7 separate regions of the Mus musculus genome follow, and regions 2, 3, 4, 5, 6 and 7 are each linked to region 1. A link is a loop called in an ENCODE intact Hi-C map of the cell type or tissue named here. Cell type or tissue: heart. All regions are shown on one strand. Region 1 holds the start of Mst1r (macrophage stimulating 1 receptor (c-met-related tyrosine kinase)). Region 2 holds the start of Amigo3 (adhesion molecule with Ig like domain 3). Region 3 overlaps Rnf123 (ring finger protein 123). Region 4 holds the start of Nicn1 (nicolin 1). Region 5 overlaps Traip (TRAF-interacting protein). Region 6 has its middle 5.4 kb from the start of Nicn1. Region 7 holds the start of Inka1 (inka box actin regulator 1).

Evidence for each region. Peaks named below come from ENCODE experiments on the same cell type or tissue, not always from the same donor. Only the 100,000 strongest peaks of a DNase experiment are listed, where the experiment ranks them.
Region 2: it touches region 1 in a loop (4-fold over the local background); 34 of 42 quality-filtered maps call a loop at or near these places.
Region 3: a loop joins it to region 1, with 6 times the contacts of the local background. A loop is called at or near these places in 34 of 42 quality-filtered maps.
Region 4: a loop joins it to region 1, with 1.9 times the contacts of the local background. A loop is called at or near these places in 2 of 42 quality-filtered maps.
Region 5: a loop joins it to region 1, with 5 times the contacts of the local background. A loop is called at or near these places in 16 of 42 quality-filtered maps.
Region 6: a loop joins it to region 1, with 2.0 times the contacts of the local background. A loop is called at or near these places in 2 of 42 quality-filtered maps.
Region 7: a loop joins it to region 1, with 4 times the contacts of the local background. A loop is called at or near these places in 7 of 42 quality-filtered maps.

The regions. Positions count from the first base shown.
Region 1 is chr9:107,902,927-107,906,926 of GRCm38, reverse strand. It overlaps Mon1a (MON1 homolog A, secretory traffciking associated), which reads right to left. Exons shown (of 6, transcript NM_028369.3): 6 at 3,788-4,000. The coding sequence ends at 3,925. It overlaps Mst1r (macrophage stimulating 1 receptor (c-met-related tyrosine kinase)), which reads right to left and starts at 38. Exons shown (of 19, transcript NM_009074.2): 1 at 1-38. It also overlaps the pseudogene Gm23856. In heart, a CTCF peak has its summit at 2,030 (motif pointing left); DNase peaks (open chromatin) are centred at 86 and 2,006; H3K4me3 peaks cover 1,031 bases; H3K27ac peaks cover 1,052 bases; H3K27me3 peaks cover 747 bases.
Region 2 is chr9:108,051,500-108,055,499 of GRCm38, reverse strand. It overlaps Gmppb (GDP-mannose pyrophosphorylase B), which reads right to left. Exons shown (of 9, transcript NM_177910.4): 9 at 3,580-4,000. Rnf123 (ring finger protein 123) reads left to right here. Exons shown (of 39, transcript NM_032543.2): 36 at 2,913-3,055; 37 at 3,192-3,286; 38 at 3,380-3,465; 39 at 3,540-3,828. The coding sequence ends at 3,660. Amigo3 (adhesion molecule with Ig like domain 3) reads right to left here and starts at 2,341. Exons shown (of 1, transcript NM_177275.4): 1 at 1-2,341. The coding sequence starts at 2,120. The coding sequence ends at 594. In heart, a CTCF peak has its summit at 2,449 (motif pointing right); DNase peaks (open chromatin) are centred at 249, 1,749, 2,409, 3,479 and 3 weaker places; H3K4me3 peaks cover 618 bases; H3K27ac peaks cover 612 bases.
Region 3 is chr9:108,065,907-108,069,906 of GRCm38, reverse strand. It overlaps Rnf123 (ring finger protein 123), which reads left to right. Exons shown (of 39, transcript NM_032543.2): 10 at 106-231; 11 at 621-735; 12 at 812-916; 13 at 1,306-1,431; 14 at 1,548-1,640; 15 at 1,712-1,785; 16 at 2,394-2,511; 17 at 2,713-2,812; 18 at 2,991-3,052; 19 at 3,213-3,284; 20 at 3,502-3,622. Among named protein-coding and RNA genes, the nearest start is that of Rnf123, 11 kb to the left of the region's middle. In heart, a CTCF peak has its summit at 2,485 (motif pointing left); DNase peaks (open chromatin) are centred at 753 and 1,796.
Region 4 is chr9:108,288,715-108,292,714 of GRCm38, reverse strand. Nicn1 (nicolin 1) reads right to left here and starts at 2,272. Exons shown (of 6, transcript NM_025449.4): 1 at 2,053-2,272. The coding sequence starts at 2,184. In heart, a CTCF peak has its summit at 2,244; a DNase peak (open chromatin) is centred at 2,334; H3K4me3 peaks cover 1,471 bases; H3K27ac peaks cover 1,499 bases.
Region 5 is chr9:107,961,925-107,965,924 of GRCm38, reverse strand. It overlaps Traip (TRAF-interacting protein), which reads right to left. Exons shown (of 15, transcript NM_011634.3): 8 at 3,584-3,671; 9 at 3,005-3,094; 10 at 2,508-2,596. Among named protein-coding and RNA genes, the nearest start is that of Uba7, 12 kb to the left of the region's middle. In heart, CTCF peaks have their summits at 2,031 (motif pointing left) and 3,892; DNase peaks (open chromatin) are centred at 2,044, 2,831 and 3,714; H3K27ac peaks cover 1,944 bases.
Region 6 is chr9:108,283,018-108,287,017 of GRCm38, reverse strand. No RefSeq gene overlaps it. Among named protein-coding and RNA genes, the nearest start is that of Nicn1, 5.4 kb to the left of the region's middle. In heart, CTCF peaks have their summits at 215 and 2,400 (motif pointing right); a DNase peak (open chromatin) is centred at 2,357.
Region 7 is chr9:107,984,377-107,988,376 of GRCm38, reverse strand. It overlaps Inka1 (inka box actin regulator 1), which reads left to right and starts at 2,461. Exons shown (of 2, transcript NM_026597.3): 1 at 2,461-2,680; 2 at 3,313-4,000. The coding sequence starts at 2,630. In heart, CTCF peaks have their summits at 1,754 (motif pointing right) and 3,149 (motif pointing left); DNase peaks (open chromatin) are centred at 1,796, 2,566, 3,056, 3,846 and 2 weaker places; H3K4me3 peaks cover 2,458 bases; H3K27ac peaks cover 2,690 bases.

The sequences.
Region 1 (4,000 bases):
GGGCCCCAGCTGCTGCTTCTAGCTGCCGCTGCTACAGCTACTTGGATCAAAGTCGAAGGGAGGTGGGCCCCAGTGGGTGCGGCAGGGCTGGGGGCGGGGCTACGGGCGGAGCCCTGTCGAAGGCCCTGCTTTCTTTCCAGCTCTGTCTGACTCTTTCCAGCTGTGAGAAGGCTGTTGTTGTGACCTGGGAAGGAGTATTCCTGAACCATCCTATATCCCCACAACCCATCTGGTTGAGGTTAGAACGCTGCAGGACAATCTGGCTCCTCTCTCCTCATGGCCCTCTTTCATAGGAACACTGTCAGGCACTAGTTCACCATGTGGGGAACGGAGACGGAGACCAGGAATGCACTGGACAGAGTAATGCGGGGGTGGGGGCGCTGCAGAAAGGGATACATGGAACAGACCTTGTGTGGTCAGAGATCATCTTTCCATGTGCCTATTCAGAGAAGTGTCAGAGAAAGGTATGTTGTGCCCTGTCCTGTGTGCCAAGACCCATAAAGATTAATGGAGTCTGACCCGCCCTGGGTGGTAATACTTAGAGGAGGTAACTTCTGTGAAGACCTAGCCCTCTGGCTCGGATCCTGTCACTGTGGCCTCAGCATGAGAAGGCATATATGGGACAGAAGGGAAGAGTGACGGTAGAAAATGCCTCTCCTCCGGTGCCCTGGTACAGGAGAGGTGTGGTCTTTGAATTCCGGGGCACCTCTGATCCGCTCCTTGCTTTGTGGACCCAGTGTCTCTGAAACACGAATGTAGCTGTAGTTGGTTGGAATCCAGAGTCCTCTTTCCAGGATGGGTGAAGCCCATTCTGCTTTGCCACCTCTCTTTCCCGGGACTCAGCCGCTGTCTCTTGGTAAGACGCTTTCTCAATACCTCAGGGTAATGGAGCAGGAAGAGGTATTCTTAGCCAGGCAGCTGCCTTAGCTCCGTGAACCTGGGCTCTTGAGGGCTCCTCACAGGGTGGTCATAGGCAGTTTTGAGTCCCTAGGCAGCAGAGAATAAGAGAGCTGGGGAGGGAGGAACCCACCCTGGGGAATTCTACCTTTTCTACTCCACGCCCAGGACAAACTTCACTGCCTGCTTCTCCTTTCTAACATGGCCTTAGCTAGTGCTCCATCCCTTCATCCTTTCATAGTCGAGATGGTATTATCCTAGGATGCCTTTTTTGTTTTGTTTTGTTTTGTTACATAGAAACAGGGTTTCTCTGGGCAAAATAGGTTTTTCCTGGCTGTCTTGGAGTTCACTCTGTAGACCAGACTGCCCTCAAACTCAGAGATCCACCTGCTTCAGCCTTTCAGCCTTCCAAGTACTAGGACTAAGTATTGGGCATGTGTGCTACCATGCTGCTGTTGCTGCTGCTTCTCCTTCTCTTTCTCCTTCAGATTTATTTATTTATTTCATGTATGTGAGTACACTGTTGCTGTCATCAGACACACCAGAAGAGGGCATCAGATCCCCATTACAGAGGGTTGTCAGCCACCATGTGGTTGCTGGGAATTGAACTCAGGACCTATGGAAGATCAGTCAGTGTTCTTAACCACTGAGCCATCTCTCCAGCCCCAGCTTTTTTTTTTAATAGCATTAATTAAAATCATCAAAAAATATGGAACCCTTCACAGATCTGCGAGTCACCCTTGCACAAGGGACATGCTAATCTCTGTACTGTATAAAAAAGAAGGCCTTTTATATCCAGCCTGCGGAAGATGTATCTCATGGGCCACCAAGAGCTTGGGCTTAGTACACACTCCCAACACAGTTTGTGTTCTTCTTCCATCCCCAGGGTAGGACTCCCCAGCTCAGAAATGAATAAATAACACAAAGCAAAACATGGCACCCCTCCAGTATTCCACGGTCAACATGTCTAAAGATAGTCATGCAGAGAAAACTGAAATACTCTCCACACAGCGTCCAGACAGGGGCTCTTGTGAATGTTGTCTTGCCTCCAGAAATTGTGAGACATTTCTGGACACTGGGGGCAGACTTCACACATTTGGATGGCTTTGCCCAAATGGAGTGGAATCGGCCATTAGTTGGTTCTCTGCTGCCACCATATGGCCATGATGGTGACTGCACCCCCTGGACAAAGCTCTACTGGGGGTAGTTAGTTTTCTCAACTGTGGTGCCCACAGGAGAATCCCTTTGTTATTTTTCATCTGTGCGTTCTGCAGGACCTTCAAGGTAGGCATGAGGCCCTGCACTACCATAAGGTAAGCTCAATGGGTTTGGCCTATTGCTAGCTTAGGGCTTAAACTACTCTGGCATCTTCTCACCACTAAGGGATGCTAGCCACTTTGCCTTCCATGGGCTCAGACCTCTCTGAACACCTCAAAAGGTTAAGACGAGTTTTTTTTTCCAGCCCAGAAATCACATTAGTGGGTTTCTCTCTAACTACAGTATGGCCACATCAGATTGAAGTCCTAAGTGACTTGCCTGCTGTAATTTTATCCAGAGATTGAAAATCCCTGGACTTGTGGACAGGTTCTCTTTCCAAATGTGGATGCCTCTGTTAGGAATACCTCCTTTACTTGCCTGTCATCTCATCTCTGAGCTCCCAATAGGTAAACCCTGCACTTCTAGATGCCTACTGTCCTAGGTACACATGCTTATCTCTGACCCTCTTTCCTTATTCCTGATCAGAATCAGTACTGAACTACAGAAGCTGAGCTGTGCTAGAGTGGCTACCAGAGCACTTAGGGGCTAACTGCTGATCTGAACATACAAGGATGTCTGACTTTGCATGCCCCGGGTTCCAAAGGGTTGATCTGAAATCCCTGGTCAAGAGCAAGTTGAAGAAAAGCATCCAATAGCTAGGAAAGAGACCCAGGGCAGTGTGCAGTGTGTACTTCTGAGGATCTTAAGAGCCCGGGAAGGAGGCTTGCTGCCATGTTAATTCTCACACAATCTAGGCTGAAGCCAGAAACAGCGATTCTGCTGCAGAGTACGCCCAGATGCCACAGTGCATCTTAACATGGCCTGTGCTAATTCATACATGTTCTCTCATGTGGCCCTACTCTCTGAGACTGCAGGGAGGTGGTTCTGACAGTCAGAAGACCACATTCATTGGGCGCTCTTATCTCTAGTTAGGCTTTCTGCTTCTCTAATCAATGCTAGTTAGGTTGTAGCAGGATCAGAACTCCCCAGGAGCAAGTCGGGGGCCTTCCATACTGTGCCCTGGGTGGCCCAAAGGTCTTATGGTGGAGTGAATGGAACCAGTCCTTTACTGCTGAGGCTCCTGGAGTGTCCACAGCACTTCATGTAGGACAGGCTGAGGAACAACCTAGCATATCTAGTGACCTTGTACATTTATTTCTATCGGCTCCAGAGATCAAGTGGACTTCTTTTGCTTCTTTCCTGGTGTGCTGTGCTGATGAACTGGCTGGCTGAGATACAGGAATGAAAGCAGACAGCTCTTCATGGGAAGGCCTAAGCATGGTTCCCAGAGGCCCATGGCTATAGGGAGACTAGACTTGGAAGCCAATCATACTCAACACTGGGTTGCCTTGCCCAGGGCTCCTACCCAGAAGTTGGCCCAGGTCATTCCTGCTTGTCTTACTCAGCTCAGCCTGGCCTTCCCTACAGCAGTCCGTCTGCTCTTCCAAAGGTCCTGAGTTCAATTCCCAGCAACCACATGGTGGCTCACAACCATCTGTAAAGGGATCTGATGCCCTCTTCTGGTGTGTCTGGAAACAGCTACAGTGTACTAATATAAACAAAACAAATCTTAAAACAAACAAAACAAAAAAAATTACCAACAAAACAGAACAAAGAACCAATGACAAAGGGCAACAGTGTTTTTCTCAACCACTTTAATGCACTTGCACGCACCAGCCCACAGTCCCTGCCTGCTGGCTGGGCAGGGGAAGCCAGCCTCACCTGGAGGCTCCCATGGCTTCCCATGCCCAGAGTGCCTTCCCACCTCCATCAATAGGTGAGGGGCGTGAGGATGAAGAGACGGTCTTCCTCTTTACGGATCCAGCGCATCAGCTTATGGATGGCG
Region 2 (4,000 bases), 150 kb before region 1:
GTCCCAGGTTAGTCACCTATCTATGCTTTTTCCTGCTGGGTTGTGAGCCTTAGGGATTGGGTCTGCCTGTAGCTGAAGACAGCAGGGCTACTCTGTAGGAGGGTCCTGTAGGTGTGTATGCCCACCAGACTCCACAGGAGTTGCAAAGCTTTCAGGAGGCTGGGTGGCAGCAGACTGGGTCCTCTTTCAGTACAGGGAAGGCTCATTTCCTCCTTCCATCTCAGAGTGGAAGCTGGATCTTCTGAGCTGCCAGTTCCCTCCGGGCAGGGAGGGGAAGTGTGGTATGCTTGACTCTTCTATACCACACCCTGACATCTGCATTAACTCCTGGGGGTGGTCCCCAGACTCTGATGCCAGGGCTTTTATCAGATTGGCTTAGTCTGTAATGTTAATGGGACATTTGGTCACTCTGTGGTCCTAGGGGAAGCAGGCTCTAGTAGTCTGAGACCTTGTCCTGAGCTAGTGTTAGAACTGTTACAGTAGGATCAAGGCTCACATGCAGTTGTGGGACCAGGCACAGCACGCCCCACCAGCAGGTCAGTTCTTTAGACTGCAGCAGCAAGCAGGGCAAGCAGCAGGAGATCTCAGGCAGTCTAGCTCATCACGAGACCCTCTGAGCCCGTGGAACTGGCTGATTCAGAGCCAGCCTTGAGTTGCAAGCCCATGGGGTTGCACAGATCGAAGTCTTCAGCTACTGCGAGCTGCACACGGCCATTGAGGCCCTTCTTGCCCGGCTCCAGGAAGACCACATGCTTGTGGACACTGGCCTTGCGGCTGGGTGCATCTGGTGGCGTAGTGCTAAGCATGGAGGACTGTGCGCTCAGCTCCTGGAGTGGACTGGATGCCCGGGGCCAGCAACGGTTGCGGCAGGCCCGCTGACAGCAGTGACAGCAGCCACGACAGGGTGGTGCAAACAAGTAGAGCAACACCAGCACCAGGCCCACAATACAGCCCAGCAGGGTGGTAAAGCCTGTGTTGAAAGTCTCTGGCTCGGGGCGAGCCTTTTGCACACTCACATTGTACTCAAGTGTCTGGTTGTGGTGCAGGCGGGGCCCACTGGCCAGGCACACAAAGACGCCTGCGTGCTGCTCTTGCACCCTGCCTATGGCTAAGCTGCCATCAGCCAACACAGCGATGCTACCATCCTGAGAGGCTGGCGCCACAAGCAGCTCATTCTTCGGGGAGACCCAGGCCACCCGAGTGGCAGGCACACTGGTGTTGCAGAAGAGCCTCAGGGACTGGCCCACCTGCGCGTGCAGCTGCTCTTCAGGCAGCTCTAAGCCTGGAGCTGCAGCCACAGAGCAGTTCTTGAAGACCCGGCTGTGCTCAAAAAAGCGCACTCGGGACTCTGACACCTTAAAGACCAAGCATGTGTACTCGCGTTCAAAATCATGCAGGGCACTCAGGCCCCGCTGGTGCCAGCGCCGGAGCAGGTGGTAGAGGCTGCAGTCACAGGGCAGCGGGTTGTTGTGCAGGTAGAGCCTGTTCTTGAGATAAGTTGGCAGTGCAGCCAACTCAGGGATGGAGATATGTTTCAGCCAGTTGGAGGAGAGGTCCAGAGTCCGCAGGCGGGTTAACCCCAGACCGTGCAAGTGGTTGAAAGAGAAAGAGGAGAGCTCGTTGCAGCTGAGATAGAGGTGGCTAAGCATGCGCAGGCCCTGGAAGGCATCCAGGTCCAAGTGCATCAGGCTGTTATTGAACAGAAGTAACTTCTCCAGCTCCTCCAGGCCATCCAGGTCATGGGTATGGAGCATCCTTAACATATTAGAGGACAGGTCAAGTGTCCTCAGGCCACTGGCATTGGTGAACGCACCATGGCCCAGGACTTCCAGCTTATTATAGCCTAGGTGCAAGGCACGCAGCCGGGAGAGGGGCGCTAACCACCCCGGGTGCAGGCGTTTGAGTGCGTTGTGGCTCAAATCGAGTTCTGCAGCAGTGGTAGGCAGTGCTACCGGCAAGTCCTGTAACCCACGGCCCGCACAGCTCAACACATCGGCAGCACAGATGCATATATCGGGGCAGTTGTGGGGAGCAGGAGGCAGAACATCCTCCAAGTCTGAAGTGCCCAATCCAGCACCCAACATGCATAGTAGTATACCTGATAGCACTAGCCAGGCCATGCCAGTGACTACCAGGGAAGATATGGGGACAGCTCAGTGCAGGTCAACAGCTCCAAGACTCACCTACTTCTGCACAGGCTTGCGGATTGTGGTTCCCTATGGCCCATGGCTCGAGAGGCACAACGCTGGCTCCCCCTGCCCAGCCGGCTTCTCCTGCTCTTCTGGTCTGGGTTGTGAGGTGGGGCCCGCAGCCCTTCTTCTAGCTTCTCCAAGAGCTTTCTGACTGGATTCTAAGTACTAGCTAGGAAATGACCGCTCAGGGGCGGGGACCTAAGTTCCCATTGGCTCCTGCTGTTAAGGGGCGGAGCAGCCACATCTCTTGGCACTTAAAAAGCCAGTGTGGCCACCAGAGGGCCCCAGTGTCCCAGTCTGCTTGGCTGGAAGCCTGACTTCCCTCTTGAAGAGCAAAAGGACTTAGGGGAGAATGCCTTCAGCCCTCAGAGGATTGGTGTGTAATGGGGTAGGTGGAGTCCTTGCTGCTCTCTTAGATTTACTTATGTCTGTGTATGTGAGCATTCGTGCAGACGTCGGACGACGACTTGTGAGGTTCTGGGGATCAGACCCAAGTTACCATAGCTGGTAGCAAGCACCTTTTTATCAATAGCACCCTTCTCTTTAAACTGGTATTCAGGTCATGTGGGACCAAACACCTGGGAGGGTTGGTAAGTAATAGGGGGGAGAGTGGAGGCATAATAATGAGCGAGGCCTCTGGATATTCATCTGTCCCACGTGGAGAAAATGTTCACACAGGCTCAAAGCCTTCCTACGACCTATGCACCCTCCCCTACCTAGGACAGAGCAAGCCACCTCTGTGCTCCTGGCTGATCCCTGCTTCCAGCTTCGTTCCATATGCTATCTCCTGGGGCAGCCAGAGCCCCTAGCACCTGGCACTACCTTGCCTGCCCCTGACCGGAAACGCTTCTCTCTACAGAGTTGTAAGTGAACCAGCGGGTGGGTCAGGTCAGGGAAGAGTTTCAGGATCCTCAATAGCAAATTCCCTGCCTGGGAGTATTCAAGAGGCACTGAGTTCTCAGACGACAGGGGCCCTGATGCTACCTACTACTGATGCAGATACAGATTATATCAGCGCTGAGGAGCTGGCCCAGGTGGAACAGATGCTGGCTCACCTGACCGCTGCATCTGCCCAGGCGGCCGCCGCCTCCCTGGTGAGTGTGGCATAACAGAGGCCGTTTTACTAATCTGTAAACACCAGGACAGGGGTAAGGATCCCAGCCCAACTCCTCCACTCTGCCCTGTAGCCCACCAATGAAGAGGACCTCTGCCCAATCTGCTACGCCCACCCCATCTCTGCTGTGTTCCAGCCTTGTGGTCACAAATCCTGCAAGTAAGTGGGCCCCATGGACTTGGGGAGGCAAATTAGGACGCACGAGGTAGCACTCCTTCCCTCCCCTCTTGTAGAGCCTGCATCAACCAGCACCTGATGAACAACAAGGACTGCTTCTTCTGCAAAGCCACCATTGTATCTGTAGAGGACTGGGACAAGGCAGCCAACACAAGCGCCATGTCCTCAGCTGCCTAGGCCATCCTGGAAGCTCCGCCATCAGCCGCAGACCGGGCCCTGTTTACCCATCACCCTCACTCTTACCACTTCCACCCACCCATCTGCCTGTGTGTAGCCTCGCTGGTGGGAGCCTGAGCTTGACTTCCAGTCCAGGCTACAGTGAGCATTAAATTATTATTCCAAACAGCCCTGGGCCCGCTCTTCTTGAGGGAGTGGGGGCTTGTGGGTTACACCCAGCAGGGTCCTGTCCATGTCTGTCCCCACCAGAAGGCAGAAGTCCGACAGCTTCAGAGTCATCCACTCCTCCCTAGACAAATGGCACCAAGTCCAGGGCCTCGTGAAGCATTGAGTCCTACCC
Region 3 (4,000 bases), 160 kb before region 1:
CCAGTTTCCTGCCCTCTCTAAGGGAACCAGGCCCAGTTCACAGGTCAAGGTGGGCAGTCAACCCCTTCGAGCACTGGCTTACCGACCTTCCTCTTCCTCTCCCAGGAATGGCGTGTCACTGGGCACTGCCTTCGAGAACCTTTCCAGGGGCCTAGGAATGGCGTACTTCCCAGCCATCAGCCTGTCATTCAAGGAGTCTGTGGCATTCAACTTTGGCAGCCGTCCTTTGCGATATCATTTTGGGAAGGTGGCTGTGGGTGGCTTGGCATCTAGGATAAGGGTCTCCCTACCCCAGGAGCACTGTGGGCTGGTGGCAGGCCTAGCTGTTGTGGTGTGTACACAAGAAGCAGCTTAGTTAGGTTGGCCCAAGAACAAAAGTCCTTTTAAAGGTGGGTGCCATTAGCTGTCTCCATTGAGCAGGTAAGCATAAAAATGACAAAGGGGTTTTCCCCTACAGAGCCCCTGACCAGGCAGAGAATTTGATGCAGATGGGGTGCGCCCTGCAGCTTGCACCTCTGGTTAAGCTCTGGTTAGGAGAAAGGGAGAAAGGGGGGGAACAAAGGAGAGGAGCCATGTATCCAAGCCTCAGGTTGGGCATTGCTGGCTTAACTCAGTGGCACCTACCCAGTTGCGGGCTTCCGGCCCCTGCAGGACCCTCCGTTTGCTGACCTGGTCCGGGCACAGAGGTTGCTGGGCTGCTTCCAGGCAGTGCTAAGTGTGGAGCTGGACCCTGTGGTGAGCCAGGGTCTGGGCTGGGCGAACTGGGGTCTCACCTTAGCCCGCCTGTCCTCATTCTTTCTCCACCCAACAGGAAGGGCGGCTGGTGGAGACGGAGAGCTCTGAGTGGCAGCTGCAAGGGCAGCCCACTGTCCTCCTCACGCTGGCCCACATCTTCCATCACTTTGCACCACTGCTGGTGAGGAGATGGCAGGGAAGGGCAGAGGGGGCCATGCCAGGTGTGTCTGTGTTAGATGCGTGCATCTTCCGGGGCCTCGGGTGCTAAGCGTGTTACCTGCCAGGGTTCTGTGTAACCACAGCCTGCAGACCTGAAGGAGAGCATCCTGGGAAGGAAGGGTTGTGATGTCCCAGGCTAAGGAAACAGGGCCATGAATAGAGCCCCAGAGAGAGAGAGAGAGAGAGAGATTATGGGTCAGGAGCCCCTCTCATCCCTCAGTCAGACGCTAGAAGGGACTCAGCTTGAAGGACTCAAGACTTGGTGACTGAGCCTGCTTCTTCAACACAAGAAGAGGTCTCCTGAGTAGAGCAGGAGGCCACAACTTTACTAGTGCCTGCCCTTTGCCGCAGCGCAAGGTATACCTGGTGGAGGCTGTGCTAATGAGCTTCCTGCTGGGCGTTGTGGAGAAGGGCACACCAGAGCAGGCGCAGTCTGTGGTACACCAGATCTTGGACCTCTTGTGGCTCTTCATGGAGGTAAGATTTCTGACTCCAGGCTTAGGCCAGGCTGTTGGACTTCATCATGGGTAAGGGAGGGATGGTAGGGCCTTTGAAAAGGCCCCCATCATGGCTGCCCTAGCATCTCTTCCCAGGACTATGAGGTACAGGATTGCCTGAAGCAGTTGATGATGTCACTTCTACGTCTCTACCGATTCTCGCCTATTGTCCCAGACCTGGGTCTACAGGTGGGAATATCTGTCCCTGCCCTGAACCCCCTGAGCCTTACCTGCCTATTCTGAGTCCGCCTTCTCCACAGATCCACTACCTGCGCCTCACTATGTCCATCCTGAGACACGAGAAGTCCCGCAAGTTCCTGCTTAGCAATGTCCTGTATCCTGTTGCCAGACAGATCTGCCATGTAATACCTCCTAACGTCAGCAGAGGGCAGTGTTCGTCAAGCCAGGAGTTTTGAGAAAGGTTCAGAAGTCCCAGCCCCTTTACAGAGCAAAGAAGGCAAAAGGGAGGAGGCAGCTGCTGGCTGTCACCAGGCTGCCCAAATAGGGCTATTCTTCACTGTGACTGTGGAGGTGTGAGAAGGCCCCCATAGCCTCGCATCAGCTCATCTCTGTACCTTTATCTGTGTGCCCACAGTCAAGGTCTTCTCTGAAGAGGTAGCCTTCCTCTTCTCCAGTGTCATGAGCTAACTGACCAGGAGGCCGAAGCTGGTCTCTCTCAGCTTCTAGTAGGCAGAAACCAAAGGAAACATAGGAAGCAAAGCTGAGGCCTGACCTAGGACCATCGGTTACCCCTGCTGGGCTTGCTGGGTTGATGACCATAGATCTCTCTTAATGTTCACAATCTAAGAGATCGTCCCATGGTGAAATCAGTACCTTTGATGGTGGGAGAGCTGTGGTGGGTATATCAATGTGGGCTTCTGGGAGAGGGCTCATGTGTAGCAGGTTCTCTGGAGAACCAAGTTCTTCCTTGACAAGCACTAGTTTTGACATGCTCCGGTCCGTGGTCTTCTTTTATATTAAGAGTCCCCTGCGTGTGGAGGAAGCTGGCCTGAAGGAACTCATTCCCACCACCTGGTGGCCCCATCGCTCCAGCAGGGAGGTGGGCAGACCTGGAGTGGGATGGGAGCTGGCATAGTGAGGGCCTGCCCAGCATACCAGGGCGTCTGGCACCGGGCACCTGGGGTCTCTTCTGCCCTGGTTCCCGAAGTCCTTGGGGTGAAAGGTTTTCTGTGTGAAGTAGTCCTGTGTAAATCAGTTCCTAGGAAACCCCCACTCTCTCCCATTCTCTACCCCTGCGTAGAGCAGAGACGGTAAGGAAGCAAGGGAGGAGACCACCGAAGAGCGGCAGCGGAGGCGAGCCTATGAGCGTGGCTGCCAAAGACTCAAGAAACGCATTGAAGGTCAGCCCCCTGCCTCAGGCCTTGGGTAGGGAGATGGATTTGTGTGTATACGTAAGAGGAACAGTTGGCAACCATACCTAGGGTAGGCTTGGGGTACCCAGGTGCTGGAGGTCTGACAAAATTTCTGCCTGCTACCTGTCCTGGGAGCCTAAGGGCCATATTCCTTTTCCCATCCCAGTGGTGGAAGAACTGCAGGTCCAGATCCTGAAGCTGCTGTTGGACAATAAAGATGACAATGGGGTAAGTGACCTAAGACACCTATGTGGGTCTGCGGCTTGGAGGTATGCAGTTTGGGGCTCTGAGCCCAGATAGCAGGGCGGGTTTATGTTCCTGTGGCAGGGCGCAGGGTAAGGTGCGGAATCCTCAGCTCAGCTCAGCCTTGTTTTCCCATCCCTTGAAGGGTGAAGCTTCTAGGTACATCTTTCTGACAAAATTCCGAAAGTTCCTGCAGGAGAATGCCAGCGGCCGGGGGGTAGGTACCCTCCAGGGTGGCTCCTGTGGGCTCCTGGCTGGGTTGCAGGGCTGCAGCCTGGGCATCCGCCACCTCAGCCTGCCACACACCTGTCTGTCTCACCTGCCTCTGTCCTCTGCTGCCTTTCCCTCCTGGGATCCTAGGGCATGTCCTTGAATGAGGAGTGAGCTGGGCTCTGGGATGGCACCAGAACATGTTTTCTGTCATATGCCCCTAGAACACACCCGTGCTCTGCCCCCCTGAGTACATGGTCTGCTTCCTACACCGGCTGGTGTCTGCCTTGCGCTTCTATTGGGATGAATACAAAGCTTCCAACCCCCGTGCTTCCTTCAGTGAGGGTAAGAAACAGCAGACCCGGGTTGGCAAGGCTGGGTTGAAGCAGCCTGGGGGAGCCCCTGGGGTTGTAGAGAGGTGAGCTGGTTGTGGGGGCTACTGGGCCTTCTGCCCAGTTAAGTCCATTTCAAGAGCCCCACACTCAGGGGCCTTGGGCCTCCATTGTCCAGGCTTCGCTCCTCAGACCTGGTACCCAGATCTCTGTGCAGTCCTTTGTACAACTGCCTTGATTGGGTTACTGGGGCTCCTGTGTTTGGGCATACAGTGTCCCCAGGAGTCAGTAGGAGACAGGATATTCACTCTGGGTTGGAGGATGTCTCATGGTTTGTCCTTCTGTTCTCTTGAGTAACCAGCTGCCAAGAATTCCCTCCACCCCAAGTTCT
Region 4 (4,000 bases), 390 kb before region 1:
ATGTACACCTGTGATGTACACCTGTGATGTACACCTGTGATGTACACCTGTGATGTACACCTGTGATGTACACCTGTGATGTACACCTGTGATGTACACCTGTGATGTACACCTGTGATGTACACCTGTGATGTACACCTGTGATGTACACCTGTGATGTACACCTGTGATGTACACCTGTGATGTACACCTGTGATGTACACCTGTGATGTACACCTGTGATGTACACCTGTGATGTACACCTGTGATGTATACCTGTAATCCAGTGCTTGAGGGGTAGAGGCAGGAGGATCAGAAGTTCATGATAAGCTTCCCCTATTCTTGGCCACTCTGGGATTTTTGAGATCCCCACCCCTCCCAAAAGTAGCAAATTTTAAAAAGTACCAGAGTGAGAGAACCTGAGTATGTCCTTTAGCCTGGTACTAGCAGAAGTTCTCTCCATCTCTCTCTCAGAATTAGCAGATTTAGACCAGAATAAGAATAATTGTAGGAACTGGGCGTGGTGGCGCACACCTTTAATCCCAGTACTCAGGAGGCAGAGGCAGGCAGATCTCTGAGTTCGAGGTCAGTCTGGTCTACAGAGTGAGTTCCAGGACAGCCAGGGCTACACAGAGAAACCCTGTCTCGTAAAACAAACAAACAAACAACAACAACAACAACAAAAGAGGGCTGGAGAGATGGCTCAGCTGTTAAGAGCACTAACTGCTCTTCTGAAGGTCCTGAGTTCAAATCCCAGCAACCACATGGTGGCTCACAACCATCTGTAATGAGATCTGACGCCCTCTTCTGGTGTGTCTGAAGACAGCTACCATGTACTTACATATAACAATAAATAAATCTTTAAAAAAAAAAAAAAGAATAATAGTAGGGCCGGGCAGTGGTGGCCCACGCCTTTAATCCCAGCACTTGGGAGGCAAAGGCAGGCAGATTTCTGAGTTTGAGGCCAGCCTGGTCTACAGAGTGAGTTCCAGGACAGCCAGGGCTACACAGAGAAACCCTGTCTCGAAAAACAAAAAGCAACAGCAAAAAAGAAGAATAGTAGGATCCTGCACTGGAGGGGTTTGGGGAGCCTAGAGTACCAACTGCCATAGCAGTAGTTTCCATCTCGATGCACACCAGCATCACCTATGGAACTTAAACAAAACAAAACAAAACACACAAAAGCACAGATATCAGGACTAGAGAGATGGCTCAGCAATGAAGAGTACTTGGTGCTCTTGCAGAGGACCAGGTTTGGTTCCCAGCACCTACACGGCACCTCACAGCTGTTCATAACTCCAGTTCCAGAGGATTCAGAACCTTTTTCTGGCCTCTACTAGTACCAGCCATGCACAAGGTATATATGCAGACATGCAAAAACAACACTCATAGATTTAAAATAAAGCTTTTTTAAAATAAAAATATTAAATAAGTAAATAAAAATATAGATGTCAAAGATCCACCTCAAACACACTGACTCAGATTTTCCAGGGTCGGATCAATTAACTAGGTTTCCCCAGATTGTTGGGAAGCAACATCTTGCGAGAGAATGACATATTGTAATACAAAGCACATAGAGCCAAGAGGGTGGGTAAGGGAAGGATGCTATGCCATTAGAGGTAGCCTTTGTCCTGTGTTGAGGTCATGCAACGCCCTGTCACTGTCAGTTGAAATGGAAGAACAACTAGGGATTGGAAACAAGTCACCAGGAGGACCTAGATGAAGGCTAGGTTGCACCTGACCTGTGGCAGGGGCCACTGGAATGGTACGTTTGCATCATTGTTTGACGATTGCAGCTACGGCCGAAATCAAATATCCTCTCACTTGTACTGAGATTCAAATTGTAGTTCCAGTGATATCCTGGGCACTGGGAAGAGATGCTGAAGAGGATAGGACGGGAAACTCTAGTCTATTTAATAAAGCTTATTAATAAAGACTGTAAATGCTTCTGAATAGGCCCAATTCGCAAAAGCAAGAGACACTGTAGAAGCTGTGTAAATGCCTAGGAAACGCCCAAGTTACTAGGTATTCCCCGCCCAGAAGCCTTGATCGCTTATATGGGGGGTTGCTCACCTCGAAAGGCGCGATGTTGGGAAAAGTGACATCGACGACCAGCACGCCAGGCCGACCTTGAGAGGTCCTCATGTCGCCCACTTGCAGGGCTACAGTGCTTTTCACATGACAGGGCACCAACACACGGGACATGATTTGGGAGATTACAACCAAGCAAAATCACCGCTCACAGTCTCCATCCAACCACTAGCTCTTATTGGCGTCCCTTATCAACCAAAAGAACTACAACTCCCAGGCCACATAACGTTTGTAACAGTTCAGCCAATCACCGATGATCAGGGCGGGTCAAGAGTCGGAAATGTCAACGGAAGTTCTTCTTCAACCAATCATCCTCGCGTCTGTAAGTCCCTCCCGGGCTGCTCCGGGCAACCGTCGAGCCGTTCTTTATCCAAAGGATCCAGAATGCTTTGGGCTGTCTTATCCCTCACTTAAATTCTGCTACTTTATTAGGTTAAGATGTATAAAACAATCAGGCGTTTAGTGTCACTCGCTTTCAATCCCGGCACTTGGGAGGCAAAGGCAGGCAGGTCTCCGAGTTCGAAGCCAGTCTGGTCTACAGAGAGTTCCAGGACAGCCAAGGATGTTACACAAAGGAATTATTTCTCCATAGCATCCACAAGATCCATCTGGGTACAACCCGAGGTATATGGCAACTTAAGGGATATGGCACCTTTTCCTGACCTCGGAACTATGGTATTTTTAAAACTACAAACCAGATCAGGTATATTGGTGCAAGCCTTTAATCCCAACATTGAGGAGGCAGAGTCAGAAGCAGGTGAATCACTGAGAGTTTAAAACCAATCTGATTTACAAAGAGAGTTCCAAGCCAGTCCTGTCTCAAAAACAAACAAACAAACAAACAAAGTGGGGTCACAAGGTATTGATTCACTCCTGTAATCCCACCAAAATTGTAAAATTTAGTTAAGAAATAAAATGCCAGGCATTGGTGACACTTTAGTTAACCCAGCACTTGGAAGGTAGAAGCAGAATCGGTAAGATCAGAGGTTCAAGGCTAATCTCATGAATGTAGTAGGTTTCAGGTTAGCTTGGGCTATGTGAGGCCCTAGCTAAAAAAAAAAAAAAAAAAAAAAAAAAAAAAAAGCAAAACAGTCAATAAATTGATTGACCGGAGAAGAGGCAAATACTTGGTTTGGGATTTGTTTATTTTTTGAGACAAGATCTCACTACAGATGTAGATGAAGCAAACCTCAAATTCAGAGAGATCCATCTGCCTCCATAATTCTGGGATTAAAGGTATGTGTTATCATGCCAACCTACCAAGTTTTCCTTTTACATTTTATATTGAGGCATTTGGGAACATTAAAGAATCTGAGGTGTATGGTCAGGAATTTCAGTCCATGCAGCAGGAGAGATGGCTTAGCAGTTAAAAGCCCCTGCTACTTTTCCAGAGAATGAAGTTTAGTTCCCAAAACTCCCATCAGGCTCCAATGAATGCCTGTAACTTAAATGCTCTCTTCTGGCCTCTAGGGAAATTTGAACTTATGTGTACATACCCCTACACAGCCCCTTGTGCATTGCGTACACATAGCTTAAAATTAAACCTAGCAGTGGTGGTACACACTTTAATCCCAGCACTCAGGAGGCCGAGGTAGGTAGATCTCTCTGAGTTTTGAGGTCAGCCTGGTCTACAGAGCAAGTTTCAGGACAGCCAAGACTACACAGAGGCACCCTCTCTTTGTGTATGTGTGGTGGGAAGAGGGATTCCTGGGAAATGATCCAGTGAGTAAGAGCACTTGCTATGCAAGCTTGAGGACCTGAGTTCGAGTCCCCCAAACCTCTGTTAAAAATAAAAGAAAGCTGGGCACTACTGTGCATGTCTGTAACCCTAGCATTTGGCAGGATGGAGAAGAGGATTCTGGGAGCTCAATGGCCAGCCAGCCTAGCCAAATAGGGAGATTCTGGTTCAATGAGAGACTGTGAAAGGAAT
Region 5 (4,000 bases), 59 kb before region 1:
ATCTGACCCACCTGCCACCCACCCCTCTCCTCTAAGCCCACCTTAGCAATGCCCCAAGGACTGTGAACTCGTCATCCTCTCTGCCTAGATTTCTCTTCCTTCAGATTTAATGGTGGTTTTATGAATGTGATGAACGTGACTACACATCTCATCTGTATTAGGAAAGTTTAAGAATCTCACCAAACTACACAGCAACAAGTCAGAGAGAAAGACAGAGGCACTTGTAGATCAGAGAAAACTGGAAATGCCCCCAACCCCGGAACCAGCAGCCTGTTTTGGAGATCTAGGGGCCCTAGGAGGGAGAACCTGGAATTCAGAATCGAGTATGCCAAGTTTAAAAGGCTAATGCTAAACGCAGCAGTCCTATCCCTGGGGTTTCGCGCCTAGAAAGATACTGGTGAAGACAGGGAACCTGTCCACAACTTGAAGGGCAGCCCAGCAGGCTTAGGACTGAGGTTTGGCTAATGCAGTGCCCTCCTGATTTGAGAGACCAGAACTATCCTCTTAGTGCCAAAGTAAGGTGTGGCCCTGGCATGAGGCTTATTGACCAGACAGAGGGCTCATTCCCACCTGGGCGTTCCAGACCGGATTCTTCTATAATATGGGGCTGCCTAGTGGACTCCGGGCCTAATCATCCTACCCACAAAAACAAGGCTGCACTGGCAGCCAATACCTAGTACAGGAACATAGCCCAGAAAAGCCTGGGGAGTAAGGGAAATTAGCAAAAGTGGGTATGCACAGTCCCTGGGCACCTAGGTAGCCCATGTGCTTGTGTTTTCCTTGCTATAACAGCCAGGCACAGAGGACAACTGTGTGAAAGGAGCCCGAGGCTCGCAGAACAGAAGCTAGAGGGATCACCATCAGGGAACCGCGGGTATTCCTGAGAATGCTTCTCTATCCCCAGCCTGAGGCAGCTTAGGCTAAGGTTTTCTCTACAGTACAGTTTCTGAGATTGTCGTTTTCCTAGGGCACATACTACATGTATGTAAGCTCTTGACAAAGCCCTCGTGTTACAATGGACTTCAGAGAAGGCATGGCCGATGGCTGGGTGTGGTAGGAGGAAGAATCAGGGACAGAGCCTACTGAGTTGTCAAGGTCACCCCTGTGCTGGACCGCATGGCAGACCATGTGCCGGACCGCATGGCAGACCATGTGCCCACCACAGTCCCACAGTTCTCAGGTCGTCATAAACTACAACAGGAGGGTAGTTTGGGCTCTACAGAGAGATGCTAAGGAAAAAAATAAGAGCTGGTGAGATGGCTCAGAGGGTGAGGGCGTTTCTGCATCAGTCTGGCAACTTCTGTTAGATCCCTTCAACCTATGTTGAAGTAAAAGGAGAGAAATGATCCACAAAGTTATGCTCTGACCTCTATACTGTGACACGAACAACCACACACTCACTCATGCATGCGCATATACTCTTTCATACACATACTCATTCATGCACACATACATATGTATATATAATACATACACACACTCTTACACAAATATACTCATTCATGAATACACACATGAGGCACACACACACACAAGCACACACACAATGTGCTATCTGGCTGAGGAAGCTGGCCAGCACAAACAGAGCCTTCAGATAGGAAAGAAAAGAAGCAATTGTGGAAGCAGGAAGAAGTGTTTTCTTATGGTTGGCTGTGACACGGCAGGATCCTAGGAAACCATTTAAACCTAAGCCCGCTCCATGACTGTCCTGAGACACAGTATTGAGGAACTGAGAGATGGGGAGTCAGGGGCCACAGTACCCAGGAGGAAAGTGGAGTGTTGGAAGGCACTGAATGGGTAAACTGCACTGGCAGAAAGAAAGGGCATACTGATTTGCCATAATATGTTAAAAAGTGACTTAAGTAAAACTCTGGGCTGTTGACAGTTTTAATTTGGCTCCCTTGCTGGGGTCCTGTAGCAGGCAGAAGACAGCCTTGAGGATATTCTTAGCCAGCCCATTTCTGTGAAAAACACTCAGGAAGACTGAAGCTTGCTCCTAGCAGGGACACCAATCCCTGGGTCGTTTGGCTCCCTCTGCTGGCAGCCTGAAAGCACACTCCTGGACCCGCGAGGATTATTTATTTATTTTGGACTGGCTGGCCTGGAACTCTCTGTAGACCAGGCTGGTCTTGAATTCATAGATACATCTGTCTGCCTCTGCCTCCCGAATGCTAGGATTAAAGACGTGCACCAACACCACCAGGCTGAGGGGGCTTATTTTAGAGTGAGCACTCTCAAGTATGTTTCAGAGATGGGGCAGACAGACGCATGTGGTGAGAAACTCCAGGATACTCCAAGACAACCACTGCCCCTGCCCTGTCCTCAGGCTACTCAAAGGCTTTCTCTGCCTTTCCTGGTCAGACCCCAAATTCTCTCAAAGCCGCTTTTCAGTTAGAGCCTGGCTGGCTCTCTGGTCAGAAGGTCCATAAACACATCTATCCCACCAAAGCCAGGAGCGCAGGCTCTCTTAGCTTGTGATCCAGAATCACCCCAGAAGGGTAACAAACCTCTCAAAAACCAGGCGGCTGACCGTCTCATTGGTCGCCGGAGGCAGGCTCAAGGTTCCCTGGAGGATCATCAGCTTCTTTCTTAGGCTCTGGAGAAAGGAGAGCGAGAACCTGAGAGAAAGGTTGTGGCACTAAGGAGAAACGCCTGTGTAAAGGGCACAGGGAACAGAGTGAGGGCTGACCACCAACACCAGCCAGGCCTGAGAACTCCGCTTGGTGGCATACTCGCTCTGGAGATTAGGGACCGCCTTGGAGGTAAGAACTGAGCAGACGACAGAGGAAGATTCACGGTGCCCTTAGCCCTCTGCTGAGGAGGGACAGGCTCAAGGCCAGACTAGGGTGCATATGCTGACCCACCTCCAACCCAGGAGGATACAGAGGGCCCGGAAACACCAATGACTGTAACACAGGTTTCCAGGCAGAAACAGTCCAGCCCTACCCTTAGAGGCACATAACCCCTCAGGTCCCCTCACTTCCCACAGGCCAGGGTGTCTCACCGTGATCTCCTGGTCAGCACTTTGTAAGTCCTTCTGGGCTGACCTCAGTTCTAACTTGGCCTGATCCAGCTCAGTGTTGAGAGTCTTCAACTGTAAGAAAGGAGAAGCCAGTGGTGCCACATGACCTGCCCCTACCTGCTGCTATCCAGTGTATGTTTGGGTAGTCTAAAAAAAAAAAAAAAAACCGGAGGTACAGGGGAGACCCCAGACATCAACTAAGCATGAATATGGGCTGCCTGGGGGCAAGCGTGTCTCTGTACACAGTGCGGCCTACAGAAGGAAAGCAGCAGGCCCAAGAACCCTCGGTTTGGGATGGGGTATAAAGTGGGCTGCTGGCGCTACCATACTGGAGGTTTGTGCTCTCCAAGCCAGCTAAGATGCATCTAGGAATCAAGAAGAGCAAAAGGTGGCATGAGTGTGTGCTGGGGACCCAAGTGACAAGCCAGAGTCTGAGACAGTGCACAGTAAAAGGCATACCCAGTGTCTGTAGGCCACCTTCTCTGGCCCAGTGGTGTGGGCATGGATGGCCTAGCTCAGGAGACCCACCTCCCTTTCCCTTTGTCACCACCAGTCAGTCACCTTGCTCCTAGAGGACACCAAATCCTTCTTCAACCTGTCAGCCAGTTCCCCTGTGGCCTTCCGAGCTTCCTTCAGATTCTCATACTCTCTGCAAAGCAGCCATGAGAAGAGACACAGAACAGAACACCCTGACTGGCATGGTCGGTGCTGTGACTAAGCCATAGCGCCAGCTTAACAGAGGCCTCACAAATGAGCTCCTCCTCACCCGCCTGCCAGGGCCCCTGGCAGGCCCTGCATGTGTAATGAGGTGGAGGAACAAATCCTGGTCACACTCAGGAACTGCGCCTTGAGCATGCAAGCCTCACTAGGGGGCTCCCTACAACCCCAAATGGAGGCAAGCAGCTCCTTTCTCCAGCTTCCTGTCACCACCATAATGAAGGATATGGGGAGTTTGCTATGGAAGTCAGGCAGGGTCAG
Region 6 (4,000 bases), 380 kb before region 1:
ACTGACTGCTCTTCCAAAGGTCATGAGTTCAGATCCCAGCAACCACATGGTGGCTCACAACCACCCATAATAAGAGACTCCCTCTTCTGGAGTTCTGAAGTCAGCTACAGTGTACTTACATATAATAAATAAATTAATAAAAAAAAAAAAGACAGAGCTGGAGAGATGGCTCAGCAGTTAAGAGCACTGGCTGTTCTTCCAAAGGTCCTGAGTTCAAATCCCAGCAACCACATGGTGGCTCACAACCATCCGTAATGAGATCTGGCGCCCTCTTCTGGAGTGTCTGAAGACAGCTACAGTGTACTTACATATAATAAATAAATAAATCTTAAAAAAAAAAAAGGCAGCTGGGCTATGTGTGAGTCAATTTAAAAAAAAAACACAAAAATAAGGGGTGGAGAGATGGCTCAGTGGTTAAGAGAATTGGCTGTTCTTACAGAGAACCTGGGTTCAATTTCCAGCATCTATATGGTGGCTCATGACCCTTCTGTAACTCCAATCTTGGAAGATCTGATGATAGGCATGGTGCACAGACATACATTCAGGCCCTTAAAAATAAGTAAGACAGGGGGTGGGAGCCGGGTGGTGGTGGCGAACGCCTTTAATCCCAGCACTTGGGAGACAGAGGCAGGCAGATTTCTGAGTTTGAGGCCAGCCTGGTCTACAAAGTGAGTTCCAGGACAGCCAAGGCTACACAGAGAAACCCTGTCTCAAAAAAAAAAAAAAAAAAAAAAGGGGGGGGGGGTGGGCAGTGCTCAAAGGTAGAACACTTGCTGGCATTAGGTAGACCCCAAGCGGGTTTAGTCTCCAGTACTACTAATACACAAACAAACAAACAATCAACTACATAGCTGAACTTGGCCTCTCATGTTTATGGGGATATTTCCAACAATTAAAATGAAGCTTAGACTTAGGTGGTGGTGGCCCATGCCTTTAATCCCAGTACTTGGGAGGCAGAGGCAAGAGGCTGTGAGTTCCAAGCCAGCCTGGTCTACAGAGCCCATTCTAGACAGACAGGGCTGTTACACAGAGAACCTCTGTTTCAAAAAACCCAGGCAATAAAAGATAAAAATACATAAATACATAAATCCTAGATCATAAGGGCTCAATCAGCATTTGTTAAGTGGATGGGTGGGTGGGTAGATGGATGGGTGGGTGGGTGGAGGGGTGGGTAGGTGGATGGATGGGTGGGTGGGTGGGTGGCTTACATTTTTTACTATCATTTCTTTTTTTTTTAAATAATGTTAACTTCTCTCTTTTTTCCCTTTTTTTATTGTTTTTTTTTAATTAGGTATTTTCTTCATTTACATTTCAAATGCTATCCCAAAAGTCCCCCATACCCTCCCCCCACTCCCCTACCCACCCACTCCCACTTTTTGGCCCTGGCGTTCCCCTGTACTGAGGCATATAAAGTTTGCAAGACCAAGGGGCCTCTCTTCCCAATGATGCAGATGCAGCTAGAGACACGAGCTCTGGGGGTACTGGTTAGTTCATATTGTTGTTCCACCTATAGGGTTGCAGATCCCTTTAGCTCATTGGGTGCTTTCTCTAGCTTCTTCATTGGGGGCCCCGTGTTCCATCCAATAGCTGACTGTGAGCATCCACTTCTGTGTTTGCCAGGCACCGGCATAGCCTCACAAGAGACAGCTATATCAGGGTTCTTTCAGCCAAATTTTGCTGGTGTATGCAATGGTGTCAGCATTTGGAGGCTGATTATGGGATGGATCCCCGGGTGTGGCAGTCTCTAGATGGTCCATCCTTTCATCTCAGCTCCAAACTTTGTCTCTGTAACTCCTTTCATGGGTGTTTTGTTCCCAATTCTAAGAAGGAGCAAAGTGTCAACCCTTTGGTCTTCCTTCTTCTTGAGTTTCATGTATTTTGCAGATTGTATCTTGTATCTTGGGTATTCTAAGAACTAGGAATTATAGATTATAGACATGTCTGTCTGTCCTGTCCTGTTCAGTCAATCTCCCCACCCTGAAAAATGCTAAGGAATTAAGAGAACGGCCTGTGTATGCTAGCCAGACAAAATGCCCACAAAATGTGCTATGGGATGGGAAGACATCCTCACAGTCTGGTTAGCAGCTCCTAGGAAACACTACAATACCAATCAGTTTTGGGAGAAAGATGATTTTTTTTTTTAAGTGATGGAAACTCAAAGTCAAGACCTTTTGCATGCTGGGTAAGCATGGTTCCCCTGGGCTATAGCCCCAGCTCTGCTTGCCGTGTGTGGTCAGGCAGAAAACAGGTGAGTAGAAGATCTTGTCGGGAATGTGGGTGTGAGTAGCACAACACAGCACAGCACTGACAAGTGTAGGTCTATTGGTTCGCTGAGTTCAAAATTCATTATCTATTTGTAGGATTATAGCTCGGTACCACGTATGCAGTACTCTCAGAGGACAGAAGAGGGCACCAGGTCCCTTGGAACAGGTATTATACAGGCTGTTGTGAGCCACCATGTGGTCTTCTGGAAGAGCAGTTAGTGCTAAACTGCTGAACTATCTCTTTAGCCCAGAGTTTAGGCTTTAAAAATTGTTTATTTAAATTTCTTATTTTCTTGCCAGGCAGTGGTAACACACATCTTTAATTCCAGCGCTTGGGAGGCAGAGGCAGGCAAATCTCTGTAAATTCAAGGCCAGCCTGGTCTACAGAGCAAGTTGCAGGGCAGTCAAAGCTCCACAGAGAAACACTGTCTTGAAAGGGGTGTGAGGGTGTTATTTTCTTAATTGTTTTATTTTACATGTATAATTGTTTTGCTTACATGAATGTATGTGCACCATGTATGTGCTTAAGTGTGAATGGTTGTAACCCATCATGTGGGTTCTAGGAGCTGAACCATGTTCTCTACAAGAACAGCAGGAGCTCTTAGCCACTAAGCTGTCTCTTCAGCCTCCTTAAAATTTATTTATGGGGGCTGGAGAGATGGCTCAGAGGTTAAGAGCACTGACTGCTCTTCTAGAGGTCCTGAGTTCAAATCCCAGCAGCCACATGGTGGCTCACAACCACCTGTAATGAGATCTGACTCCCTCTTCTGGAGTGTCTGAAGATAGCTACAGTGTACTTACATATAATAAATAAATAAATCTTTAAAAAAAAAAAAGACAGATAAGATGGCTCAGCAGTTAAAAGTGTATACTGCTCTTGCAGAGGACTCCAGTTCTGCTTCCAGGATCCACATTAAACATCAAACAGTCATCTATAACTCTAGCTCTAGGGGATCAAAAGCCCCCCACCCCGTGTCTGTGGGCACCTACACTCACACATGCATATCCCCAAACGAGAGGCAATATACATATACATATACAATATAATCTTTTTAAAGATTTATTTATTGAGACAATCTTCTCTACATAGGCCTGGCTGCCCTGGAATTCACTATGTAGTCTAGGCTGGCCTCAAACTAACCTGCCTTTGCTTCCCAAGTGTTAATGTTAAAGGCCACCATATCTGTCCTAAAGATTTATTTTTGAAGTCTGGAGAGATCGCTCATTGGTTTAGAGTATTGGAATTGGAATTACAGATGGTTGTGAGCTGCCATGTAGATGCTGTGTGGATGCTGGGGACCAAACCTGGGTCCCAGAAAGAGCACTCAGTGTTCATAACTTCTGACCCACCTCTCCACCCCCTATAGCATATGTTTTTATTCATTTTAAAATTTTATGGTTTTGGCCATTGTTCCTGAATGTGTGTCTCTTCATGACATGAATTCAGTGCCCTTGAAGGCCAGAAGAGGGACTAAGACTCCTGTAACGAGGGCTGGAGAGATGGCTCAGAGGTTGGGGCACTGACTGCTCTTCCGAAGGTCTTGAGTTCAAATCCCAACAACCACATGGTGGCTCATGGCCACCCATAATGAGATCTGACACTCTCTTCTGAAGACATCTACAGTGTACTTACATGTAATAATAAATAAATCTTTTTTTATTTAAAAAAAGACTCTTGTAATGGGAAGCACAGATAGTTGTGAGCCACCATGTTGGTGCTGAGACTTGAACTTAGA
Region 7 (4,000 bases), 81 kb before region 1:
AGTACATGGAGAGAGGGGGAAGGGAAGGGGGGGAGGGAGGGAACAAGAGCAAGAGGGCAAGAGCCAGATTTTCTTTTATTTTTTTTGTTCTAACTACCTGAGTGTCTTACCTGATATACACATGTGCACTGCATGTGTACAGTGTCTACAGAGACCGGAAGAGGGAGGAGGACCCTCGGGAACTAAAGTTACAGAAAGTATTTCTGGGAATCAAACCAGGCTCCTCTACAAGGACAGCCAGTGTTCTTAACTGCTGAGTCACTTCTCCAGCCTCTCTTTCCAGTTTTTACTGGATTGAAATAAAATCTAGCTGGATGCTGGTGGTGCTCACCTTTACTGCCAGCACTCAGGGAAGCACAAGTAGGTGGCTCTCTGTGAGTTCGAGACCAGCCTTGTCTACAAAGTGAGCTCTGGACAGCCAGGGCTGCTACACAGAGAAACACTGTCTTGAAAAAAAAAAACAAAAAACAAAACAAAAAAAACAAAACAACAAAAAAGAAAAAAACAGGGATAAACAAGCAAAAAATAAGAATTTTATCTAGTCACACGTGTGTAAATCATATAGCATCTTTCTAGTTACATGTGTATAAATCCTACAGCATCTAGCCAAAAGATTCTGCTTTCAGAGCTGTCCTTCTGCCTGCGCCCCTTCCTTCCTGTGATGTTTTTCTAACTGCAGACCAGATCATAGCTGAGGGTCCCTTCGCTGGTTTCATAGTCCTTAAAAACAAAACAAAACAAACACCTAACTAAAACCAAGGAACCACACCCAGGGGGTAAAGGCTCCAAGTATTTAGACAGCAGTTTCAACAGCTGTGCAGAGCTAGCTCCCATGCTGCTCTGTAATTCACAGATTATCCCAGTTTTACAGAGAATCCAGGCCTATTTGGATCTGGCCCACATGCTTTCTACCGGACCATACAGCTGTGAGGCCAGCTTTGGTGTACTCTTCAGTCTTTGTCACCATCGTGACCGGCAGCGCTGTCTATGGGAAGGGGAAGCAGAGGTTTCTTCCTCCTGGGTGATTTTAATGGCAGTGCCATCCATCCAGCTGTTCACACTGGAAACTTGGAGGCCATGCTTTACCTACCTGCATCAGTCAGGCTAGAGTTTAGCTCTAGATTCTGGAGTCTAGAACGATGCTTCTGATTACCCTCTGGGTTCAGAACCAGGCTTTCAGACACACACCCTTGCCTGGGATAAAGGCTAGAACCTCCTTTGATTGCAGAGTTCTTCTCCTAAAACAACTGTATCTCGCAGAAAACAGCCTGGGTCATTCCTTTTAAAAAGCTCCATGCTCTCTCTATGGTACCAAAAATAAAGCCCAGAGACTCCCCTAAGTCTTCTTATGGTTTTGATGACTTCTCTCCATTCACAGACCCCTGACCCATCCGTCACACACATCTGTGTTTTCCTTTCGTTTGGTCTGCCTAGCCCTGTCCCTCAATATACTTTACATTGGCAGACCCTTTCACCTAAAATGCCCTTCCTCACTGGACTCAAATGGATTGATCTGATATCAGCCATATCTTTTTAAGAGTTCTCTATCCCTTAACTGAACTCATTGTCCTCGTTCTCCTGTTATTTTTTGTCTGAGGATAGATTCAACCTGTCTTCAGTTCGACTGTACCTCTGGTTATGGAGTGGCCTCAGGGGAAAGGCTTTAAACAATCGAGCCAAAGAGCAGTTTTCCTCTTCCATTCCTGCATGCCATTGTGAGGGTGTAGTGAGGATGCAGACCATAGCCCCGCGATCCCCACTAGAGGGCGGTCCAGCCTATCTCGGCTCAGATCAGGCCGGAGGGAAGGTGGAGGGGATTTTGCCTTGGCCATTCCCTTACTCTCTCTGTCTTAAGGCTCTTCACTGACTATTCGCCGGCCGGAAGGAATTTCGGTCCTATCATTTCCAGGGATGGTCAAGGCCAGCCTGGACAGACCCCGAGTGGGCCACAACCTTGTCAAATCAGAAGATAAGGCGCGCCGGGCGGTGGTGGCGCACGCCTTTAATCCCAGCACTTGGGAGGCAGAGGCAGGCGGATTTCTGAGTTCGAGGCCAGCCTGGTCTACAGAGTAAGTTCCAGGCCAGCCAGGGCTACACAGAGAAACCCTGTCTCGAAAACAAAAAACAAACAAACAAACAAAAAAGAAGAAGAAAGTGCCCACACGTGGGTGTGGCATCGGGCCCCAGTACAAGAAACCGCTATTTCACCAGGGGACAAATTGCACGGGACGAACGTGCGGGGGCGGGAGGGGGTCGTGTCGGGACTGCGTTACAGCCGGGTTAACTAAACTTTTTGAGACATAAAGGGGTCCTGAGCTGCACTCTGGTCTCCCGTGCTACTACAGCCGGGCTCCACCAGCAGAGTGGGGGCTGGAGGGCGGGGCTGAAAGGGGCAGGACAACTTCATCCTGCCCCGCCTCCATTGGCTAGGGCGCCGGGGAGGGGCGGGGCGCGGCTGCCAGATGTTGGGGCGGCAGCGGCGGGAGCTACCGAGAGCAAGGAGCCTTAGAGTAAGGCAAGGGTGAGGACGCCACCACCCGCGGGCCGACCCGGCCCACTCTGCGCCGCTCCCGCGGGTGATCGGCGGGTGAGCCGGCCGACCTGGAGAGTGTACAGCACCAGCACCAGCATGCACAGCGCTCGGCTTGACAGCTTCCTGAGCCAGCTCCGCTGGGAACTGGTGAGTCTTTGGAGTGGGTGTGGTTGTGAAGATGTGTGTGGGGTGCGTGGCTGCCGCCTGGATGGAACAACAAACGGCAACCGGGTGGACTCCGGGTACCCATCTGAGTCAGGATGGGGGCAGGGTAGCGCGCTACAGATGGCCCAGATGGCCCGCTTCGGGTTTCTGACGGTTGGGAATTGTTCTGGGCATCAGGTAACAGGCGCCCAGCTGGCCGTGCTAGCGGCAGGGGTTGGCGGGGAAGGAGAGTTGGGGAAGAGAAGTTTCTTTTGGGGACCGACAGGGAGCACCCAGGGCCTAAAGAAGTGCTGTGCTGCTGTGGACATCCCCTACCACGGGCTGGCCTGTACCTCCTTCCTCTACTCTGCCTGCCCGCCCTGGTGGCGCGTGCTGACTTGCCCGGCCCTGCGTGCTGCAGCCTGCCGGACTGCCACCAGCTCTGCGGATGGGAGCCACATGAGCCTCGAGTGCCAGTGCCCCCATGTGGGCCCTATGCTTACAGTTCCGCCTTGCTGCCCAGAGGTTTTTCAAGTCCTTCTGAAACCTCCGTTCTCAGGGCTGGCTTGGTTAGACACTAAGGAGTCAGGGGCTAAGAGATTCCTGACCAACATTTGCCCTATCTTTCTCTCCAGTTGTGTGCTCGGGACACAGGCTCACCTCCAATGTCTGGCCCACTGCAACCAAAACCCAGAACTGATCAAAATGTACAGCCAAAGCGCCAGTTCAGGGCCTCGGATGTTTTGGAAGAGGACTCTGTCTGCTGTGTAGAAGAGGAAGAGGAGGAAGGCTTGGTAGCAGAAGACAAGGGTTTACCCTTGGGATGTCCTAGGGAGCATGCTCTAGACTGGGACTCTGGCTTCTCCGAGGTGTCAGGCAGTACATGGCGAGAGGAAGAGCCGTCTGTACCCCAGCGCCAAGCACCTCGAGAACGTCCACCTCATAGCCAGCGTTTCTCAGTCAGTGACATTCCTATGCGCAGTAGGGCAGCTGTAACCAACATACCTCCTGCCCACCGTCCGAGGCCCAAGTCCACCCCAGATGCTTGCCTGGAACATTGGCAGGGATTGGAAGCAGAGGACTGGACGGCAGCCCTGCTGAACAGGGGCCGCAGTCGGCAGCCCCTGGTGCTAGGGGATAACTGTTTTGCTGATTTAGTTCACAATTGGATGGAGTTGCCTGAAGCAACCAGTGAGGGGAGTGATGGAGATGTACCCCGAGCACGGGCTCGACCCCCTCAGTTCCTGCTTGGTCTCTCTGAGCAGCTACGGCGTAGGCTGGCCAGGGCTCGACGGACAGCTATGGCAAGCAAGAGGTTGTCCT